Linked DNA regions of Homo sapiens: region 1 is linked to region 2. Evidence: chromatin contacts called from ENCODE Hi-C or POLR2A ChIA-PET data. All regions are on one chromosome and are shown on one strand. Each heading gives the region's core, a stretch centred on a gene start or an enhancer-like site at or near the end of the contact. The rest is flanking DNA. Distances are from core to core; before and after follow the strand shown.

Region 1 (7,830 bases), core at 4,693-7,192, 230 kb after region 2:
AGAGCTCATTCTAGGTTCCGCTGCACCCCAGCAAGCATTCTCTGACCAGCCATCAGTGCCTTGTGCTATAGGAGGACCTCTAACCTCTCACCTCCATGACCCCAGATCCCCATCCATCCTCCCTCCCTTCTTCCCCAGGGGGGCATTTCTAGGTATTATAGTGACTTCATTACAGGAAAGGTTGAATCAAGTAATCAATTCTACCCATCCAGAAATCTTCAATACCTTTTTAGAATGACAAGGCCTTATCTTACAGTCATTGTTAGGCATTTTTAGGAGGTTCCAGGAGCTCAGAAAGTCAGAAATGCCTTTGCCTTCACTGCCATCATCCATTGCTCTCTCACTAGGTACTGAGACCCTGGTATGGCTCATTCCCCAAACTTCTCCAAGTCCTGCAGGCTGAGTGGCCACATTTCATATGTTTTGGGGACCAGAGAGAGTCATGTAATATCAAGGCCTACTTTACAATTATTCTGAAGTAGGAACCTCCACAGACCCTCAGTATTAGTTGGGGGACCCCCTGGCTTCTTTGACTAAAGCCGCCTTAACAGGAGAATGAAAAAGAATGGGGTAGCTGGGAACAGAGTACTACTTTTGGAGAAAAGGAATAGGAAGTGAGTCCCTGGGAAGAAGAAATGAGAGGGCCAAATAGACTTTGCATCCCCAGGAAGTTTATTAGAGATCTGGGTTAAGGCAAGAGGGAGCCTGCTCCTCTGTGTTGTCCTACACCAAAATGGGGTAGAGGAAGGGATGTGTTGAGGGGAGAGGACCCAGGCAGGAAACATGGAAGGAAGAGGGGTTCAGAGATGCTCAGCTTTCTGCTTCTTTAGGTTGTTTCTGGGCACGTGAACTGTAGCTTAGCTCCTGCTGGTGGGTGAATTAATATAGGACATGCCAATAATAAATGCAGTGAAATCTAAAGAGCCCAACTTATTTTGCAATCTCGTATGTTTTTGGGGCTGCCCTGTTAATATTGGAAGGTTGCCAGGGAGGCCCCGGCTCTCCTGCAGACAATCCCAAGCAGGTTGATAAATTACAAGAACACAGTTTTGTTCTTTAATCCAGCTTGGCACAGTTTAACACCTATATCTTGTCTCTATAGTTCCAGTCTGTTCCTCAGGTTGGTCTGGTCTCCATTAGGCTTGGCCCTTGGAGACATTCAAAAAAGCAGGCCCAGACCTGTTCAAATCAAAGATGCCCTGATTTTCCGTTGCATGGAAGCCTTGGGTCTTCTCTTCAGGGCCCCCATACCTTCTATACAACCCTCAGTTACAACGTAAGGAAATCACTCAGAAAAAAAAAAAAAAGACTGATAAATCATGACATGGGTAGACTGTGTCCTTACTAAAACTTGCTTGGTGATTTGGACTCAATAGTTGAACAAGCTGAGCGGCCCAGAACATAGCTATTTTTGACCCTCTGTTCAAAGTTTAGCCTTGTGTTCTTGGGCAGTCAACCCAACACTGTCCCGACCTCCCATCTTGATAAAATGGAGATCCCTACTCAGGTGATGCTGATGCTGGTCCACAGACCACACTTGGGGTAGCAAGTTGCGAGTGGATCTGTCTCCCTCACTATCTTCTGGATTCCCCGTCTCACTAATCCACCTCTTCTAACTAACACTTACCTCTGTTAATTTTAAGACAATGCATCCTCAGTGGGGACAATATCGCCCCCAAGGGGGCAAAAATGTGTGCTTGGTGGGGAGGCAAAAAAAGAGAACTTAATCTTTTGATATAAAAAGTACAGATATACATATGTATATAGTGTATATATAGACATATATATACACTATATACATATATAGTATATATACACATATAGTATATCTGTGGTATTAAAATGTATGGGAGGGTGTGATTAGGAGAAACCCTCCAAAAATGCTTCTACCAAAAATGCTGCCCATGTGCCCCTTCCTAGCTTCCTGTTACCAGTCCCACCCAATTATGTGAACCACAACTGCCCTGTTTCTGCAGGTTCTTAACACCCCTTTTCTCAGAAGGCACAGTGTCCACCTGCCTGGCCTGTAATCACTGGTTAACTGCAGTCCCACATAAAACTGACCCGTGAAAGTCCACCTTTAGTGCCCTGATACCTGAGTATAATTATATTTGACATTTTAGTGACAGTCTTAAAGAGAAAGGGTCACAAATATAGCTGTGAGTGCTAAAGGGCTTGTCCAGTTTACAAAGTGCAGTCACACATGCTGCTGTGCCCTTCCAACAACCCTGGGGGATGACCATTAGCATCCTGTCTCATCAGTAAGAAAACCAGGCCCCTCTCTCAAATTGGATGTATCCCTCCCGCTACTACACAGATAGGACCCAGTTCAATCACAACCCCTGCCCAGGCCCCACAGAGCTGTATCCATTCACTTTACCTGGGCCTCACAACATTCCTCTGAGGTCACCCTTGGGGGAGTGGGCAACAGAGTCAAAAAGAGAAGACTGGGTGCTGGCGGCGGTTGGGGGGGTATTTTACATTCAAACCTCAGACAGGAAAGGGTGGCTGGTGATACTTGTAAAATGCAGAGCCCCACTTCCTGAGCAAATGTGCATGGCCATAAAAATCCAAAACAAACAAGAGAAAGGGAGGGAAGCAGGTGCCAGGGCCCCAGAGGTGAAATTTGCTCCTCAACCATCAATTCTCAAAGTTTTCTGGAGGGCTTTCTGGAGCCTTTTAACAATCAGCTTATGTCTGATGGCATCAAACCCTCCTGGCAGCTCCCTGGACAGGGGGAAGTTGGCTGTACTATCCTCCATGTCTCTGAAGAACTCTCTCTCCCTTCCAACCCTCCCTGTTTCCACTGAAGACTCTCCCAGATCTGAAAAGCGGTTTGGGGACTGCCAGGAAAACATCAGGTCATAATACATCTATTGGGTACATGCTATTATTTTATTTTACCAGGTCAAAACACAAAGACTCACATTGTTAACCAAGATATGGCAGAGCCAGAATTTGAACCCAGGCCACCCAAGTTGAGGTTTCATTCCATTATATGACAACTCTATCCCTTCAATAAGTTGGACCCTAAAACTCCACCCCTACCCAAAGGAAAATCACAAAATACTCAAATTGTTGTTGCTCTTGTTCAGAGTCCAATTCCACTTGGCCATCCCAGGTTGTTTATTGCTATATGTCTCTGCTTCCAGTCTAGCAGCCTCCCCCATCAGACTGTGAACTCCCTAGATGCTAATATCTACCTTAGGAAAGGGGAGTTTCTGAAAACAATTAATTCCAATTTCACTTCTCCACTGTCCCTGGGTAGACAGACCCCACGCCAGGAGCTTATAAGCCTCTATACATCCACCCTGCAAAAAAGGAGAGCAGAACCTGCTCAACCCCACAGGCTGAAGAGGCTTGGCAAACTGGCACTTGGAGGCCAGAATCCCTGTTTTTTTTTTTTCCTTTGGAGCTGAAGCAAAGATAAGAAGAGCAATTCCTCCTTCAGTCAAAGAAGGACTCAGTTGGCCAGAAGGCTGCCTGGTTTCCCCGGTGGCCCCACCCACTCTGACTGCATTTTCTTCCCATCTATCTTGCTTCTCCTCCTCAGCCTCACCTCCTGGAAGCTCCCAGCTCACCCTCTCTCAGGCCAGACTCCCCAGCTTCTCACGTTTCTGGGCCTGAGCAAAGAACTGGCACTTCACAGAAGAAGGAGCCCTGAACCCCAGCCTCCAGCCCACAGCAGGCAGGCACCCAGTTCTTCTAGACAGGAGATGGAACTGGGAGCCAACCTTCCAGAGGCTGAAACAGAAATGCCAAGTTTGCTGTTTGCATCCCCAGGATGAGGGCAGGAAGATAAATAATTACATTCCTGGTCAGGAATTAGACCAGAAACTCTAAATTGAGGGCTGGGCAGGGGGCCTGAGCAGAAGCATGTGAGGAGGCCAGAGGGAGATGCAACTCTGCACTCCCAGCCAGAGTCAGAAGGGAAAGATGACATTCCAGCATCAGCAGAAGGGCCCAGGCAGCTGGCATGGTCGGCGGAGGATGACGGCTCCAAGTGCAGGCCTTTTGGAGCTTCTGAATCCTCCCTACAGGACTCTGACCCCCTTCAGCCTCTGATGTACCCCACAAGGAAATGACACTACCCTCAGGGCTCTGCTGTGTGTGGCTATATAAAGCTCCTGCCAGAGGGCAGCGACCAGACCAGGGCACAACCCCAAGACCTAGTTCCCTTGCTCCCCACCTTGAGTTCCAAATCGGCCCCCACACAAGAATAACAGCCCACATAGAACCTCTAGCCCTGGCCCCTGGGAACTTCACAGCCCAGGGAATGGCAGTTTCCTCCCTAGCTTTGCTCCTCCCCAGCAGCAGGGGGTCAAATTCCTGAAGCTTCCCCCTCCCCCAGTACTAGAAGGCCAATCAGGCCATGGAGGCCACAGCTGCCACCTCCCTGAAACATACACATGCGTACACACACACACGCGTACACACACACACACACACACACACTCCATTGTGGCCAGGGGAGGGGGTCATCATCTATAGCCATGCCTGTAACTCCAACTCAAGAGTGCAGGCTCTGACATGTTCCCTGTCCCTGCAGGTGTCTGTCCGTCTGCAGCTGTCTGCTGTCGCCGGGTGCATTTGGCAACAGTCTGGCTCAGTCCCTCTGCGGTCTCCACTCAGGCTCTCTTCTCCCTCCTGCTCTGGTTTTCAGAGGCTCTATCTCCCTAGAACTCTCTGTCTCTGTCCTTTGTACCGGGCTGATGGGAAGACGAGTAGGACACCTCCCTCAGAAGGTCTGTGCAAAGTAAGGCACTGTCCACCTCGGAACGGTCTACTGCTCTCCCTCCTCCCTGCCCAGGCCAACCTTAGAACCAGGGCAGGGCTGGGTGGGAGACAGAGACCTAGGAACCCAGGCATGGCTAATGCCACTTTCCATATTGCTTCATCATGCCATTCTGATGCCCCAAGCTGCACACACACACAATCCCCCTGATCTGCTTTCTGCCTGAGGCCAGCATAGGGTCCCTGAACCTGCCCTACCTGCCCCCACAAACTGCAACCATGCCTTCCTTCCTCCCATCCGCTCTGCATCAACCCTTCCGCACTTGGCTTTACCCCACCCCACCCAGTCCACAGAGCTCAGGGAGTCCCCGGCGCCCCCACCTAGCCCCCAGCAATGGCTCTAGCCAGGCCTTGCATGTGCGGAGATGCAACAGAGTGGTCTGGCGGCAAAGTTCTCCTGCTGTTTTCAACGGTTCCATCCACCCGTGGCTCCCCGTCTCTCCATCCGGCTCTCCAGTCTCACATGGACCCGGCTCTCCCCGCTCCCCGCCAGAGTTTCACCCCCACTGTAGGAAATAAAGACTAAAGAAAGGAAAGGAAATCTCTCGCGATAAGGATGGGCGAAAAGAGAAGGGGGTGTCCGCATGAGCACCTAGGATGCGGGGAGTCTTCAAGAGAAAAAGAAAGGGATGCAAAGTTCCCGGTTCCCTCGGGTGCGTTCAGCCCCGCGCCGAGCTCCCGCGGACACCCGGGATCGCAAAGACGCAGCGCCGGCGACCACTCACCTGGGCGAGGCAGCATCTACCCCCGGCTGGGTGGCACCGAGGCCGGCTCCGCGGGGCGCCCGGGCTCCCCGGCTCGGCCACGCATCCTTCCCCGCCCGAGACAGACTCGAGCTAAACCCTCCGGCGGCTCCGGCGAATGCAGGCAGATGGTGGCCTCGGACGTCCACGCGGGGAAAGCCCTGAGCCGCTTATTCAGTTATATCCATGGCATTTAGCAAGAAGAAGGGGGGAAAAGCACAACTTGTTCTCTTCTCTTCCAGATTAAAGAAAAATAATAATAATAATCCCTCCCTAGGAGGATGCCGGTAGGATTTTCCGGATCGAAGAACCCCAGGCATTCCCAGGAACCTCGGGCATCTTGGAATGTGGGGTGTCTTCAAGTTCAGACGAGCCTGCCGGGTTGTGTATGTGTGAGTGTATGTGTGTCTCAGCGAGAGGGAGCCAGGCACTCACACCCACACGCACACACAAACACACTCCCCCGTACTCCCCGCATGCACACTGCCCCCCACGCGCGCGCGCATACGCGCGTACCCGGTTTCTCTCTCCGCTCCACACACACACACACACACACACGCACACACACACACACACGGATCACACGCTCCAATCTGGGAGGGAGTCGGGCGGGCTGCGGAGACAGCGCAGGGCCAGCAGTGGAGAAAACCCAGCGGCCAGAGGCGCCCAGGAACCCGGCGGCCGTGCGCACCGTCCCCGCCGAGCTCTCCGGCGCGGCAGCCCCCAGTGGCGAACCGCGGAGCTGCAGGAGCCGAAGGCAGCCTCTGCGCCCGCTGCCCTGCCCGCTGCCGAGCGCACCCGCTTCCGAGACGACCAACACCGCCGCGGAAACCAGAGGGATTCACGGTCCTGGCAGGGGTGGCGCGGGGACGCACGGTGGGGCGGGAGTGGGCTGGGGCCGCAGTCGCGGAGGGAGGTGGGCAGGCCGCGAGCCCCGGAACCGGGAGGGCGGTCTCCGCGGTCCAGCGGCACGGGCAGCCCCTGCGGAAGGCGAGCCGGGCGGCCAGGGCTGCACCTCTGCAGCTGGCGACGGCGCTGCCACCTCACGTGCCTAGCGCGCCCTGCAGCCGTCAGCCCGCCGCCTGCTGGAGGAAAACCCGACCGCGCCGGCCCTAGGCTGGGAGTGGGGGCTGGGGCGATCGCGCCCACCCAGTCCTGGGGCCCAGTTCAGATTCTCGAATCCTGGTAAGGGACCTATGAATAACGAGCGCCCCGTGCACGCACACACACGCACTTTGACTTTTCATGATTATTACAAGAATCAGTGAAGGGTGCAGTGGCGCCAAGTGTTTGCACAGCATCTTTACAACTCTTCACTTGTTTGATCTTCTCAGCAACCCTCATTTGATGTATAAGGAAACTGAGGCCCAAAAGAGTAAAGTGACTTGTCCAAGGCATGTGGTAGGTAGCGGAGACCCTACTCAAAGCAGACTGTGAGCTCACAGTCAGAACACCCAGGTCTGGCCAAGGTCTCGTCTTTGGTTATCCTCTCGGTTCACTATAAACAACTAGTTACCAGAAAGGTAGGACCGTCCTCTGCCTTACTGGACTCCCCAAGAGGCATTTCCTTCCTTCTAAAGGAAATGAAATTTTGAGATTCCTGTTGGTACTCCAGCTGGTAAATCCAGGGGCAGGAAGAATGTCAATGTTGCAGTCCTTCTCTTCTCTCCTGGTGGCTAACACATCCCGTGCACCTGTCCCGGTTACCCACAGGGAGGCACATGTTGCATGTGGATGTGTCTCTGCAGCCCAGGATTGGCTCGGCTGGATACATCTGTAACATACGACCCTGTGTCCTCTCTACACACATGCATAACTGCAGAAGCCGAGGCAGCTGGTCCTCATGTGTGCACCCTCCACATGTGCACCCCGGGAAACTGCCAAACTGGCATGCTGCATATCCTTGAAGACAAGCCTCTCCCTGCAGGAATTCTGGAAAGCCTGGTGGGGGAGGGGCATGGCCAAGATGAAACTCAAGGTATATGGGGTGGGCCTTGGAGAGAAGGGATCTAACTCAGGAGCAGGGAGTGAGGGATAGAGGTAGGGAAGAGTCATGAGAAGGAAAGTAATGAGGAAGGAAGAGGTGAGTAAAAGGAGGTGTGGAGTAGAAACTGGGGAGGGCAAGTAGGGAAGAGGAAGGGGAAGGGAAGAAGGAGGGGAGAACAGCAGGGAAACTGCCTTACTCTTTGCTTACCTGAGGGCTTGCCTACTATTGGCGGGAGCTCCCAGGAAGAAAGGCTTAGGAAGAACCACAGCCTGGGCTCAAGCCTTTGAATTCTCCCAAGGGTTGGGG
Region 2 (7,744 bases), core at 4,167-6,666:
TACACACATTCACTTACATACACTGACACACTAACACAAACACATGCACATTGACACACGTGCACTGACACACACATACACACTCACATAGTGACACACATACACGCTGATACACAAATATGCACTGACACATGCTCACATTCACATAGCCTCACACATACACATACACTGATACATACACACTGACACACACCACACAACTGACACATTCTTTCTCACACACCCTCTCACACTCAGATGCACACACTGACACACACAGGCACACAAACACACACTGACACACATATGCATATGCACTGACACATGCTGACACACACACATACACACTGACACACACACACACACCCATGGATACACACTCCCACACATACATGCATACTGACACACTCTCATTCTCTCTCACACACATTCACATACACTCTCACAATGACCATACACTCACACTCACACATTCTCACACACACACTCTCACACTTACACACATGTACACACTGACACACAAGCCCTTTCTCTCTCACACACACATACTCACACCCAGTTGAACAGACAGGGGCTTCCATACTTTAAGAGCCTAAATAGGTTGGGCGCGGTGGCTCACTCCTGTAATCCCAGCACTTTGAGAGGCCGAGGTGGGTGAATCATGAGGTCAAGAGATCGAGACCGTCTTAGCCAACATGGTGAAACCCTGTCTCTACTAAAAATACAAAAATTAGCTGGGGGTGGTGGTTTGCACCTATAGTCCCAGCTACTCGGGAGGCTAAGGCAGGAGAATCGCTTGAACCCGGGAGGCGGAGGTTGTAGTGAGCTGAGATCGCGCCACTGCACTCCAGCCTGGATGATAGAGCGAGACTCCATCTCAAAAAAATTAAAAAAAAAAAAAGAGCCTAAACATGAAGGAGATATTTATGGGGGAAGAGATATTTGCTTCGCAAAAGGATTTGCAACAGGGCTTCTTTCAGTAATAAGAAACCAAAGTGCATTGAAAATGGAATTTGATTTACAAAAATGTGATTTATCTGCAAATTTTCAGAAGCCCATGCCTTGTAGGGTATGGATGTGTGCTTGCAAATATGCAGAACTTGTCAGTGCCTCTCTCCATGTAGTTGGGGAGAGGGGCAGGGATGTCAGATGGAAATCCTCGCCAAGTCTGCTGACTACACACTCAAGGGTCTGATGGCAATCTAGCTTGGATGGCCACAAATACCATCTCCTTCCGCACCTCCAGCTTGCAAAGGGGAAACTGAACACTTTATCCTCAAGGCTACCACGATCCAAAAATTCAAGGTGTATTGTCCTCAAAAGGTCCTCATCTCCAAATTCTTTCCTTTTATCCCCTAACTCACTAACCAGCTCAGCCTCCAATGGATGTTTTGAGTGGGGTTAACTAGGAAAGATCTTATCAATTATCTCAGCTGACTTCTTCATTGATGACTGATGAAAAAAATGAGGCAGGAGCCTGCCCCAAACCAGCACCTACTAGACCCTGTGCCGTCCAGCCTTCATCCTCACCAGGCATCCCCATATAGTTGTACAAGGCCAAAGCCAAGAGAAAAGGCTCTGGGCAGCACAGTCCCACTGTCCTGTCTCTTCCAGCCCCATGCCTCCCTCCCTCTCCCTGCTTCACTCCCCTTCTTTCCCTGCTGGAAGTGAACAGATGAGTCATTTGAACTTTAGCTTCCTAGACTGCTCTTCTGGATGAGTTTGGAACTCACTCTTTTTGGTTAAGGACACCATCCACTAATTAACACCCCCAACCCTTAGGAGACAACTCCTGTGCTGGACACTAAACTAGGGTCTCAAAGGATTGTCTTGGTAACGCCTTAAAGGAACGGACACCTAGGGACTTGAAGACACACCAGGGAGTAAAATTCAGGTCTCTGATAATTTCCAGAACTTGTTCCAGCAGACAAACGGACTCTTCTTCAAATGTAAGCTCCTTTCTTGTAATAACAAGAAGGCTGATCAAAATAGCAAATACTTATTTAAAGAAAACCACAGCAGATGTATATGCCAGCTATTGTGCTAAGCCCTTTACATATGTGAACACATTCCATCATCGCCATAATGCTCTCTAAAGGAAGTACTATCATTACCCCTCAGAGGCCCAGAGAGGTTCGGTAACTCCCTCAAGGTCACACAGCTAGTAAGTGACACAGGAGGGAATTGAGTTCTGACTCCCTGAGCCCTGCAGACATCTCTATTTCTGACCTCAGATCCTACCAATCTTCCCCCACCACCCCCACCCTCTTCTCTCCAGCTACAAACACACCAAGCCCATTCTCCACAAGGCTTCTGACTTTGCTGTTTCCTCTGCCCGGAAGGCTCCACCTCCAGCTCATCCTGTCTCCTCAGTGGGGCCTTGCCTGACAATCCCATCTAAAGTAGCGACTGTGGTCACCCCCACCCTCACCTACCCTTCATTTACTAGGCATCTATCTGCTGTAATTCCATCAGCATTCCTCACTACCTCAAATGATCTTATCTGTTGGTTTACTGATTCCACCACAACGAAAACTGCAATGTGTGCAGCGATTCTTCCCCCTCCTTCACTACTGTGCACTTTCATCTATAACACCTTGGCTTGGCACAAAGTGGGCATGCAATAAAGACTGATCAAGGAGTGCTCTATTCACAAACCAACATGCACACACACTCACATGCACACACACTGCACGCTGGCGTGTGCATGGGAATGCATTCACATTAGACCACAGGCAGATGTCAAGTCAGTGATACAGTCCTCTGCAGTGTAACACCGATAGAAGTGGTGAGGCCAGACTGACATAAATGGGCTTTCTAGCAGCCGATGCTAAGAAACAGAATTCCTCTGAGGACAGATCCATAATTACCTGGCCTGGAAGACTGCAAACAGAAAATAGAGCCTCTGTGTAGGAGCCCCAGCATCTCCACCACCTGGTCCAGGCCTTTTGTGTTGGTTGCCTGGAGAAATGGAAGATGATTAAAAGGTGTGAGAAACTGGCCCCTTCAGAGTCCTTGGAAGGGGAGGGCGCTAGACCAGTTGCTCTAGTTACTGAATTGAGCTTGCTAAATATAGCTGGGTCACACATGGGGCACTGAGGAGGCAGGTCTGAAATCAGATGGGGTGGAGGGAGCTTCCCAGTTCCCTGCCCCATGCCTTATACCACCACCCCAGGCCCAGTTTGTAGTGAGGGGGTGCCCTTGACATGGAGGTGGAGAAAGAGGGAGAAGCAGATGCCTAAGCTTATGGTTGTTCTGATCCAGTGCCTGCCCAGAGCTGGGCATTCCATTCTGAATGGCAGATATCTGAGGTCAAGGTACAGCCAAACTCTAGCAGATAGGACACTTGTTCTATGATACTCAGGCTTGATCAATTTCAATGCTGCTCAAAGCCTTCGTGTGTGCATTTGTGAGTGTGGTTCATACAGTAGGAGGGGCAAGAAGGTCAATATGTAAATATGATATCTTTATAGAGCAGAAGCATGTGGGTGTTGGTGAGAGCAAAACTCTGGAGCTGTCACTAGTGGCATAGAGCTGGATGGGGACTACCTCTGCAGCCCAGCAGATTCCCAAAGCTCCTCCTTCCACAGAAGAAGATTCCTAGAATCATGTAGTAGGTGGAAAGGGCTGAGAAAAGCTCTCCATAGCAGAGGGCCTGTGGAGCCCAAGCCCTCTGAGACATTTGGCAAGCCAGGGTGCATGCCTCTGGAATCACCACACTGCAAGGTGCCCAACATGCCCCTCCCCCTTGTCCTCTTGGGCAATCCCAGCCTTTGGAGCTCTTGGTTCCAAAAGCTCTTCCCTAGCCCCAGGTGATGTTCCCCTGGACTCTTAGCCAGAAAGCCTTGGAATGGTCCTGAGAGCACCCACTGTGGTGGTCTGAGATTCTCCTTCTCAGCTCATGAATAACCATCCTACCCAGGCCTTCTACCAGCCCAGAGACCTTGTCTGTAAAATGGGAACTACAATGACCTCTTCAGAGGTTATTCTGAGGGTGAAATGAGAAATGGCAGTAAAACGTGTACAAGTCCAGTAGCAAAGATGGCATTAGAATGTTTGCTATATTTTCTTTCTCTCTTCTCTTTGTGTCTCTTTGGATTTTGTATTTCCTACAGGAAGGAGATGTGGCCAAACTGTGATGTTGCTTCCTACCTCCTTAAACTACCCTAAGAAGCTTCCTTCTCCACCCCTACCTCTAGTGAAAGCCCTCACCACTTCCCATGTTGTTGCATATGGCAGGATTTCCTTCTTTGCTAAGGCTGAATTCTACTCCGTTACATGTATATTCCACTTTTCTTTAACCGCTCCTTCGTTAATGAACACCAAGGTTGCCTCCACATCTTGGCTGTTGTGGATAATGCAATCAACATGGAAGTGCATGTCTGAGAACCTGATTTTAATTCTTTTGGATGAATACCCAGGAGTAGGATTGCTGGATTTCACTTATATGGAGTATCTAAAATAGTCAAACTCCCAGAAGCAGAGAGTGGAATGGTGGTTGCCAGGGACTGGGAGGAGGGGGAGATGGAGAGTTGTTATTCAATAGGTACACAGTTTCAGTCATGCAAGGTGAATACATTCTAGAAATCTGCTGTACAATGTTGTTGTACATTGTTGTAGTTAACAATAGCTTATTGTACACTTAAAAACTTGTTAAGGGAGGAGATCTCAAGTGAAGTGTTCTCAATACAATAAAAAAATCATCAAAATCACAATGCCCCATTCTGCTGGTTTCTGTGAGGGAGGCTGATTGATCTTGCTGCCTAGTTGGGGACAGTAAGCCGGGCTATACCTGACACTATATTGCATCTGTGTTGCTCTTCCTGCTGCTGCCTTTGTTCCAGATGTCTCCTGACTTTCTTGTTCTTTCACAAGAATCAAAGCCTGTGATTATTGGTCAAGCAAGAATACAGGGCAGGAGACCACCTCACCCATCCAAAGAAATGCATGCAGAAAAGCCATGTTTTCTAATTGTGGGGAGCCACCACCTGACCCTACCCAGGCTCCCTCCTTCCTGTCTTATACCATCTGAGCCCCAGGTACCTGTAGAGGGATCTGCTCATAGGACCTGGGGCCTAAGTTTCTGCCCCTCCACCACCAGTGTCTAGTCTCCAACTTCAGTGGAGAGGGAGAGCTAGGGCACCTAGAGAAAAGCCCCATCGCTGCCTCCTTTCTCAGGGTGAGGTTCTCATGACTGCTCACTGGGAAGGACTGGGATGTGAGCTGGAATCCCAGTATGAGGAGAAAGTGTGCCCCCATACTCCTTGCTCCTTCTTTTCCTTTCCTTCCCTTCCTGAAGCTCAGCTGTGACCCTCCATTTACGTCCATGGGGGGAAGCTCTTTACCTGGGCAGGCCCCCTGTTTCTCAGCCAAGTGTCCCAGTACTGCCAGCCCTGTCTTGAAGTTGACCCCAGAACATCTTCTCCCATGGTTCAAAGGGCCTGGGCAGCCACTCTTGTTCCAACAGAGCCACCCTTGCATCAGGGTGGGGAGAACAGGGTTCTTGAATGAAGGTTTTATATTGTATTTCTTACTGCTTGAAGTTGTACTTGGGGGTGAAGTGGATTAAGACAAGAGTTTATTGTTACTTTCCACTACAACCAGGTGGACTGTACCTGAGAGAGAAGCGGGATGAGAATAAAAGGGAGGGACTCCCATCTCCCCTAGAGGAGCGATGGCCTCCTGTTACCCTGCAGGCTCCCTAGAGCAGAGCTGTGATTTGCTGGGAGTGGGGACCATCTTCTTATGCATAATTATGTTTTGCAGAGGGGGTTCTAGAACACTAAGGAATGGCTTCTTCACCACTGGCACACTGGGCAAGGCTGGGGAGAGCTATGGGGTATGGTTTCCCTGCTGTGGTTTATTGGTAATTGTACCAAGAATAGTGGAAAGGATGACTCTTGGGTCACAGATGACTGTGGCAGCAGTGCCATCTTCATGTGGGTGGGGAGGTGACTCCCAGGGAATTGGGACCCTGTGCTTATGTCGTTTATGTCTGAAGTTATATCAAGGGCTCTTGGATGCCTTTCAGTTCACATTTGGGACAGTGAGGCTCAATTTCCTGCTGGGCCTGGGGGAAGTAAGCAGCTGGCCCCACCTCCTTAGAAATTTTCTCCAGTCTAAGCCCTGACTCATAGCTGGTTTTTCCTTTCAAATGATGACCACAGCCCACTCTGGATGCCAAATCTGTCGGTTCTCAGGGATCTAGGAGGGCAAGAGTGGATCTGGTCAACCTGGGGAAGACTCATGGGGGACAGGCAGGATTTCCCACTCTCCCAGGCCCTGGATGAACTCTGATATTCAACATGCCCAGTATTACTGAGGAAAATATTGGTACTCCTTAGCACAAATATCTCACAGAGAATTCTAACCTCAGATAAGGAAGACCAGGCTGGATGGCCTCTGAAATACTTGCTGTGCCAGTTCAGTGATTCTAGAACCCAATATGCCCAATGTTATCATTAATATGCTGCCATTGATTACAATGTGCTCAGTGATGCATATAATTAATATAATGGAGGCCGTTAGCACTTCCACTTCTCCAAGTCTGTGTTATGCATTTAATTACTTTAGCACTTCACAGTTTATCAGTATACCATCCCCTGAGCTAGATATTTCTCCAATGCCATTTTACAAATTAAGGAATTTTACAAATTAAGGTCATAGAATAAAACCCCACCTTCCTCACTCACGAAGAGACAAGCAGCTTCCCCCTATCTAGGCTGCTGAAGGACCTTCTTGTTCTTCCCAGGCCACCACCCTATAGCCCACACTGTTTGCCCTCCCCCACAAGCTCACACAACCACATCCCCGAAACTCCAAAGGAGTTTGCTCCCTCAGGCCTCCTTGGTCCTCAGAAAAAACAGTCATTCTTTTTTTTTTTTTTGAAGGTGTCTCGCTTTGTTGCCCAGGCTGGAGTGCAGTGGCGCAATCTCTGCTAACTGCAACCTCCGCCTCCGGGTTCAGGCGATTCTTCTCCCTCAGACTCCTGAGTAGCTGGGATGACAGGCGCGTGCCACCACGCCCAGCTAATTTTTGTATTTTTAGTGAGATGGGGTTTCACCATATTGGCCAGGCTGGTCTTGAACTCCTGACCTCGTGATCCTCCCGCCTCATCCTCCCAAAGTGCTGGGATTACAGGCGTGAGCCACTGCGCCAGGCCACAACAGTCATTCCTAACTGGATGGAAAGCTAATTTCTTCCCCTTCAAGGCATTAGTTGAGCTTCAATAAATGAGACAAGCAGGTCTGAGAACCACTAAGAGCACCCGTGAATTCTTCTGGCTGTAAGAACTACCTTGGACTGAGTGATTTTCTGGCCAATCCATCCTTGCCCAGGCGGTGTGTTCCTCAGAGTCACAGGTACCTGGTAAATTTGTGAAAACATGCCTGTCTGTCAGCTCGAGAAGCTAGTTCTTCAGGGAGGCTTGTAAAGACCTCAAAGTCATGGGGCTATGTTCTTTCATTTCTCACAACATGGGGAAGACTGTCTAGCATTCAGCAAGTTACTAAATGTGAGTTGTTTTGATTTCTACGTCTCCCTCACATTGCTGCTGGGCTCTGTGTTCTAAAGTTCATGGCCCATGTGTTAGGATCCGTGACTTGGGACATTAAAGACTTTTCTGGGTTTTATACTGGGGTAGGAGAATATATTTACTGAAGGCTTACTCAGCCCTGTCCCTTACTAGGACTGTGACCTTGGATGTCTCTTGTTTAACTTTTTTATATCTTAGCTTGTTCATCTAAAACATGAATCTTTGTGTCAT

The links. A loop is a pair of places that touch in the nucleus more often than their neighbours do. ChIA-PET counts read pairs that join two places held with the same protein, here RNA polymerase II (POLR2A).
Region 1: a map of left cardiac atrium shows a loop between it and region 2 (2.1-fold over the local background). The contact joins the promoter of LRFN2 here to the promoter of LINC00951 in region 2. A Hi-C loop is called at or near these places in 1 of 168 maps with a recorded cell type or tissue (left cardiac atrium). POLR2A ChIA-PET finds 5 or more read pairs at or near these places in 1 of 52 experiments (H1).

Annotation. Positions count from the first base shown.
Region 1 is chr6:40,581,422-40,589,251 of GRCh38, forward strand. It overlaps LRFN2 (leucine rich repeat and fibronectin type III domain containing 2), which reads right to left and starts at 5,943. Exons shown (of 3, transcript NM_020737.3): 1 at 5,520-5,943. RefSeq lists silencers at 6,116-6,215, 6,306-6,375.
Region 2 is chr6:40,350,590-40,358,333 of GRCh38, forward strand. It overlaps LINC00951 (long intergenic non-protein coding RNA 951), which reads right to left and starts at 5,417. Exons shown (of 3, transcript NR_038887.1): 1 at 2,850-5,417.